Linked DNA regions of Homo sapiens: regions 1 and 2 are each linked to region 3. The links are chromatin loops, found by intact Hi-C in ENCODE. Cell type or tissue: OCI-LY7. All regions are shown on one strand. Region 1 has its middle 440 kb from the start of SATB2. Region 2 overlaps LOC105373831 (a long non-coding RNA gene). Region 3 has its middle 18 kb from the start of SATB2-AS1.

Region 1 (2,500 bases), 470 kb after region 3:
TTTAAAGTTAAGTTCTGAGGAATAAGGACATTTTACAATGCCCTCTTGTGAGAACTTCCTTGGGCAGAACTCAGCCAACTCCTCATTCCTCCTGAGAGAGTTCTATGGTCTTACTGGTTTTCGAGCTTCAAAATAGACTCTGTGCCATTAAGTGGTTATGCTTCTTGAGCACACACACACACACACACACACGCACACACACACAAAACCTCACCCTAAAACTCTAATGTTGTGCAACACTAAAGTAGATGGCCCTTGGTGCAGTGACAATCTTCCTGCCTCTGTTCATCACGTGTTGATTGGTAGATGTCAGTTCTCAATGCCCTGCTCCACATTTCCTTAGTGCTCCACTGTGAAAACATATACCATTTTTGAAGACTTAGCACATGCCAGGCATTGTACTGAAATTTACATACATTATTCCACTTAATCCTGTGAGGTAGGAATTACAATTCCTGATTCACTGTGAGGAAAGGGAGACTTAGAGTGGCTAAAAACATGCTGAGAATCACATGGTAGAGCCAATATTTAGACTGTACTCTCTCTGATTCCAAAGCCATTGCTTGTAATTGTTGCACACCTTGCATTGCAGTGTACCACTGCCCTTTATACACCTTAGCGGGGGAGAAGGTGGTTGTTCAGGGAGGGTTTTGCTTATATGCCTGTCTGTCTTCCTAATGAGATTGACAAACGAGATAGGGTTCTTGTTTTGTTCATCTTTGTATGGTTACAGCAGGATGCATAGGAGTTTAATAAATAAATCTTAAATTTAAAAAGTACTCCTTTTTGTTATCATAAAAGTTACACCTCCTTGTTAGGAATAACTAGACAATAAAAAACAGTATAACTCATTTCCAAATAACAGTATCCAGAAGTAATTCAGTACATCTTTGATAAATGAGTGAATTCCAAAAATTAAAAAAAAATACTTATAGTCTTGTGCTGCTTCTAATATATTTGTATGACAATAGGCACACCATGACCTGATTGCTTGATGTTAATTAAGCATGATTAGTGCATGATAAAGTCTTTAGTCTTCACAAAGCTAGAAAGTGAAAGAGAGGAAAAAAAAGCCCAAATATTTCTATGATCAAACGATTTTAATTCACAATATAAAGTTCCTGCAGTAGCATTTTATTTGAGACTATACATCTTTGAGTCACTTACATTTAAACTATTAAACTGATCAGAAGTACTTATTTTAAAATTATCTCTTTATGATAGGAATTATATTTCAGAAATTTAATAAAAATATCCTTGTATTTGTATGCCAGTTAAATAGGACTTGATTTAAGTGCTGTAGTTAAAAGCAGTTTATTGGTGAAAGTCTAGCCCCTAGTGGACAGGCGTCTCTGGTACACGCCCACACACTGAGCTAGTTAGGTACAGTTTGGAGGGATGCCTTCTTAAACCTCAAGGGCTTCAGAATGAAACCGTCTGCAAGACTTTTGATGTTAATATTTTCTTCTCTTTTTTTTCCACAAACATATCCATTGTATGTCTGGATTATAAGAATTTTATAATATTTTAATGAGCATTAAGACTTTTTTCCTGCATTATTAAAATTTCTTGAAAGCAGTAATCCTCTTCCCTGCTTAAAGAGTAAAGTTTCTTTCCTTTCTTTTCCTACTCCCTTTCTTTTTACTGTAAGTATCCAACATTTAGGCAACATTAACTCTTTCAGGATGAATTTAGATTGCACTTATAACTCCACTTTCCACACACACATATTTCATAAAATTCACAATTTCTTTTAAAACTAAAAGGAATTATTTTTAATTACTTCTTTTCACTCATGTAAGCGTGTATGATATATAGACATAAAAATAAAGTGCAAAAATTTAACACCCAAATAAGATAGAAACACAATATTATACCTGATATAAAGCATATGCAATCAGAAAGTTATAATTTTCTTAAGCTTATAAAATCCTTCTTGTTCTAAGAATTGTTATTAAACACATTTTATGATTCAAAGAAACCATAATTAGAGTTCTGTAATCACCTTGATGATCCTACATGTTTGCTTAGTTTTAGAAACTTAATGCAGAAAGACTGTGAATTTGCATTTCAAATACAGTCAACTCTGCTATAATATGACATATGTGTTGTAGGGCTTATGCACAAGGGGCACAACACTCAAAACCTTTGTCAGTGATACGTAAAACAAGTTTGAAATCTAACAAATATGAGAGTTCTCTTTTACACACATTACATGGTCCGGAAATACATAAATACTATTTTACCATAAATATGTCACATTACCTTGAAACAAACCTGAAGTTTGCTTGTGTAAGTGGGTGTCAGAAGTGTTGCAACTTATGAGTTTTTGTGAAATTGTAGAAGGTGGCTTATCTGAAATCAGCTGGAAAGTTCTAATAGCAGATGTGGATGGGTGTGACTCATAACACAGGCTGGTGAACTGAGGTAGCTGGCAGATGTTTGAGGAGCATATGTGTGTTTTGTGTATTCCTGTGTAGCTTGTATGAATTGGGTACAG
Region 2 (2,500 bases), 830 kb after region 3:
GCAAAATAGTACATCTTAGAAATAGTATTATTTAAGGATCCACAAAGACTAAAAATCTTCAAGCTCTTTGAAAATGTAGAGATGCTTGTTAATTTAACATTTAACTACAGTAACTTTAAAAAATACTTTGGCATCTTGGTTTCATTATACAAATATATTCTTACTCTCTTGCTCATAGGAGAATCTAGAATTCATATTTAATGTTCTGATTAATGAGCATAAACAATGCTTTTAAGATTTTTTTTTACCTGTGTATAATCAAGCCATCTAGTTCCCAGTAACTGCAAATGTCACAGATTTCAATGGTCTCTTTGGGACTTTTAATCTGTTTGCTTTTATAAAGAAGGTGATTTTATTTTTACATTAAGGAAGCATTAACATCATTAAATGGGCTCCCACTTTATGATAACTGCAAATGTCACATTGATCCAGAAAGATAAGAAAATGTGCTCATCTTTGGAACAAATATCCAAGGCATGAGCAGGCAACCCACACTATTTGCATTAAAAAACAAATTGTATAAATGCAGAAGATTGATGTGCCATCTGTTCATGTCCTTCACTTTTCTGGCTCTACTGTGTTGAGATATTTTTATGGAATAGTTACGTTTATTATTTTGAAAATGAGCCACAGGTTAAAAAAGTTTATGGTGGGTAATATAACTCAAAGCTACTGGTTTACTCTGTTCCAGGTATTAAAGCTTGCATTATGTTACATTTCATGTTTTTAAATGTATCACTCTGTCCCTTATGTGGTCTGATGTTCAGACCAAAATAAAGTGTATACGAAATTATAAAGGATGTTTAGGATCAAATCCAAAATATCTTACTAAGACATCTCTTGGAAAGGAGAAGAAAAAAGTCCTTTAAAAATTAACGACTTCAGAAACCTCTGGCAATAGGCATCAAATTGCTCTGTGACTCCCAAGGAACATAAAGGAGTAAAACAGAGTAAATAAATACCTTTTGGGGGGAAGCACATTGGCTTTTAAAGGATGTGCTAAGGCACTACTTTCTTCATTTAATTTGTCATATAAATATCTACTAGCTCATCTAGAAGTTATGAAATTCCATTTTTCTTTTACTTTCTTTTACTCACACCACCAATATTTGCTTTCTTTTTTGAAATGGAAAAAGAAATCGCAGTTTTCCTGCAAGAAGCTTAAGGCTCCATTGTGAGTATTTTACATTTTTTGATTAATTGGACACACACATACACTCACACAAACACACACACACAAAAGCAATTGTGCAGAATGAAGCTCTCATTCAATAATCGCCCTCTGGTGGCAACTGCCTTCGACACCCTAGGCCAAATTTTTTGTCTACAGTACCTTTAAAAATTTATACAAGCCTCCTTTTGCTGTGAAAATTGTACATCGTGTGGCGTCTATATCACTGAATACCATTTCATACATGTTTGTGTATGTGAGTGATTTATCTATAGGTTCATGTTCCCTCAGAGTTTGATCTTATGCTTTTGGCATCGTTGGTTTCTGGTTAGAAAAAGAGTGGCAAAAAAAAAAAAAAGAAAGTTTTTTTCCTGAATTTTGAAACACTCCTGTCAAGTCACTAAAATCAAAAGCTTAAAATAATTTTTAAACACATAATCTTATATTTTCCAAAGGATACCTGATTTTCTTCATCCCTAACCACCAACAGTTTACTGTATTTGGAAAAGATCTATGATGGTAGCAATAATAGCGATTTCTATTTCATTGTCTTCTCAGTGAACATGTGAAAAAAATGCACGCTAGAATAATTTTTCACACCATCAATAATAAACTTATTTTATGTGACTTCATATTTAGCATGTGTAATATTCAAAAACAGTTCTTATTTTGATTTTCTTTGTTTTTTTTTTTTTTTGCAAATGAGTCACTAGTGTACATGAAAGAACAGGACATTATCTGCTGAGAAGCTCAAGCCATATCACTTAGCATGCCTGGGCTTGGGACATGCCCCATGCATCCATGGAGGTCCTCTTTGATTAACTTAGTCTAAAGAATCAAAGAAAGTTTCTAAACGAGGGAAGAGGGATCAAAGGCAGCAACTAAAATGAGTGAAGAAAATACACAGGGTAGGAAGAAGTAAGTGCTGGTTAGGATTTTCTGGAAAAAGAAGTGAAAAAGTTGTGAACATAGAAAAAGCCACTATAGAATATTTTAGAATATCTACAACTTTTTCTTAAAATTGTTTTTACTTAACCTTAGGCAATAAATTGGTCTGCCCAATGACTTCCAGACTACAAGGATAAAGCTAGAGACCAAGTTGGAAATGTGATATGGAAAACATTAGTAAAATAGAGGTTTCAGTCATTACAGAACGTAAGTGACCTTCACATTGTATATAGAAGAATGAAATGCTGTAATATAATCTGCCATAGCATTTCATAAAGGTCAGAGAAAATTCCTGTAAATCCATATTTACTCATGGAAGGCATACAGTCCACCTTGGAAGAAGCAGTGGTTAAAACAAGTTTGTAATTGCTAATATTGGAA
Region 3 (2,500 bases):
TTCCTATTGAAATACAAAAGTTTCTAGGAGAAGAGGGAGGAACTTGTATATTTCAAACATATTGTGTGTGGGGTGTGTGTGGTGCTTGGCAGTTAATAAAGGGAAGAGTAGAGAGGCTTAACTCTTCTAATTCCCTCTTATTACCATGGAGCCTCAGGTTATCTTGTTAGCAGTTTGGAAACCTTGGAAACTTGGCTTTGAGGATCTAGGAAACAAAATGGCACTGGGCAAAGACTGTTATGCATGGCAGTGACTTACTTTAGTGCTATGCTGTCCAATCCAGTAGCCCCCAGCCACATGTGGCTCTGGAGCCCTTGGAATTCAGCTAGTCCAAAACTGAAATGTATTATAAATATAAAACACATACTGATTTTCAGAGTTAGTGTGGGGAAAAAAAGAACATGAAATATCTGAACAATGTTTTGTATTGATTACATGTTGAAAATATTTTAGAGGCCGGGCACGGTGGCTCATGCCTGTAATCCCAGCACTTTGGGAGGCCGAGGCGGGCGGATCACGAGGTCAGGAGATCGAGACCGTCCTGGCTAACATAGTGAAACCCCATCTCTACTAAAATTACAAAAAATTAGCCGGGCGTGGTTGCAGGCGCCTGTAGTCCCAGCAACTCGGGAGGCTGAGGCAGGAGAATGGCGTGAACCCGGGAGGCGGAGCTTGCAGTGAGCTGAGATCGTGCCACTGCACTCCAGCCTGGGCGGCAGAGCGAGACTCCGTCTCAAAAAAAAAAAAAAAAAAAAAAAAAAAAGAAAAGAAAATATTTTAGATATGTTGGGCTAAATAAAATACATTATTAAAATTAATTCTACTATTTTATTTTTAAAAGATGGCTACTAGAGCATTTAAAATTACATAAGTTGCATTATATTTGTATTGGACAGCATGGCTCTAGTGGCTAGGAGGACAGACCCCCACCTAGAGGGCGCTAAAGTCCAGTGCATGGGCAGAGGTGCTACCGAATGAGACTGCAAAGGCAGGAATGTCACTATGAGAAAAGGGTGGCCTCAAAGCAGGGGGAGTAACAAAAACTCCCCAACGTGTCTGGTTTGCAGCCTGGCTAAACACACAGGAATTTCCAGCTTGTCTTCCCATCCCAAGCACTTTGATTTCGTTTGTGTGGACTCCTGTCCTAGAGAATGGTGTGGGGATGAGGTGCAGCTCTCTATGACTCTAACTAGATTTGACTTGGGGTTAGCTTCTGAGATGATACCAGGTTCTACATGTGGAATCTACGTTGTAGATTACTGAGATGTTGGATATGAGCTTGTTACCACATCAAGCTTAGGAAAGCTGATAATTCTGTTTATTTGGTTGATATAAAAATTTCAGATAATACATTTTATGTGTAAGAACTTGCTTTATTGTTTTTCTAAACTGACATTGTGGTTTGACTCATAGACATTGATATCAAAGCAGGAATAGCTGAATTTTGCATAGTACTTTACAGTTTTCAAAGTCCTTTTCAGCAAATTATCACTTTTTATTGTCACAACATCTTGTGAGGCAGACAAGGCATGTATAGATTTTTATCCATATGTTATAGCTAAGAAACCAAAAAAAAGGTTGCCTTGACCAGCATTTAAAAGCTGTTAAGTGACAGAACTAGTGATGGATCATGGAAGATCTGATTGGATACCTTGGCTTCTGGTCTCTGGTGGCTTCTACTGGTGCATAGAGGGTGACTGAGGTGGGGCAGGGAATGAGTGGTCCATAGTTGCCTGAATTCAAGCAATTATGTCCCCTTAAGGGTGAGGAAAATAATTTATAGGGTTTGGATGTCAAGATTTGGAAAGCTGCCTTTAGGAAATGGAGGGAAGGAGCCTAATTGGAGTACTGCCTTCACTCAGCATGAATGGCTTTGAAGTCCCTGTCTCTGTTTGATTCCTTCAGCAACCTCCCTGCTCTGAAAGGCCCTGCTGGTTCCTCTGCTTTAGGCAGAGCCCAGCAGAGGGTGCTGGGAGCCTACTTCAGGATAGGATGGGTGCCAGACCTGTCCACTTTGCAGAGATGGTTCACTGGAAGAGGAAGAAACCTAAGAAAGGAATGGTTGTTAGAGCTTTCCCATCAGCAGAGTGATGATGATGGTGACCATGATAGAAGCAGAAGCCTGGATACACCTGGGGGGTGTAGTGCGATCTGGAAATGTTAGATGGTCCGGAGCAAATTTCCTCAGTTTCCATTATTTGTTTAAGTCTTGAAATGGCAGCCATGAACAAGCAGGGAATGTGAGACAGAGAAGTTAGGAAATCAAAGGCCTGGGGAAAATGGTAGCAATGATCTCTACATCAATGCCACAGATGCCAATTGTTCTTGGCCACACTTTTGTGTTGTATTTAGAGATTACCATGATTCTGACATGAATATGTTGTAAAAATAGGTTCAGCAACTTGCCTAGCTCCCAGCAAATCATTGCACAGACAAACTTAGAACCATTCGACAGAGTGACAGAGTCAAAGTGGACCCAAGGGATGTTTCCATCAAATGC

The links. Hi-C counts contacts between places; a loop is a spot of excess contacts. Peaks named below come from ENCODE experiments on the same cell type or tissue, not always from the same donor. Only the 100,000 strongest peaks of a DNase experiment are listed, where the experiment ranks them.
Region 1: it touches region 3 in a loop (11-fold over the local background); 11 of 110 quality-filtered maps call a loop at or near these places.
Region 2: a loop joins it to region 3, with 9 times the contacts of the local background. A loop is called at or near these places in 17 of 110 quality-filtered maps.

Annotation. Positions count from the first base shown.
Region 1 is chr2:199,018,924-199,021,423 of GRCh38, reverse strand. No RefSeq gene overlaps it. Among named protein-coding and RNA genes, the nearest start is that of SATB2, 440 kb to the left of the region's middle. In OCI-LY7, CTCF peaks have their summits at 1,114 and 1,337; a DNase peak (open chromatin) is centred at 1,353.
Region 2 is chr2:198,656,495-198,658,994 of GRCh38, reverse strand. The region is part of intron 1 of LOC105373831 (a long non-coding RNA gene); the gene reads left to right. Among named protein-coding and RNA genes, the nearest start is that of LINC01923, 280 kb to the right of the region's middle. In OCI-LY7, a CTCF peak has its summit at 1,275 (motif pointing left); a DNase peak (open chromatin) is centred at 1,284.
Region 3 is chr2:199,484,591-199,487,090 of GRCh38, reverse strand. No RefSeq gene overlaps it. Among named protein-coding and RNA genes, the nearest start is that of SATB2-AS1, 18 kb to the right of the region's middle. In OCI-LY7, CTCF peaks have their summits at 955 (motif pointing left) and 1,956 (motif pointing right); DNase peaks (open chromatin) are centred at 950 and 1,960; H3K27ac peaks cover 430 bases.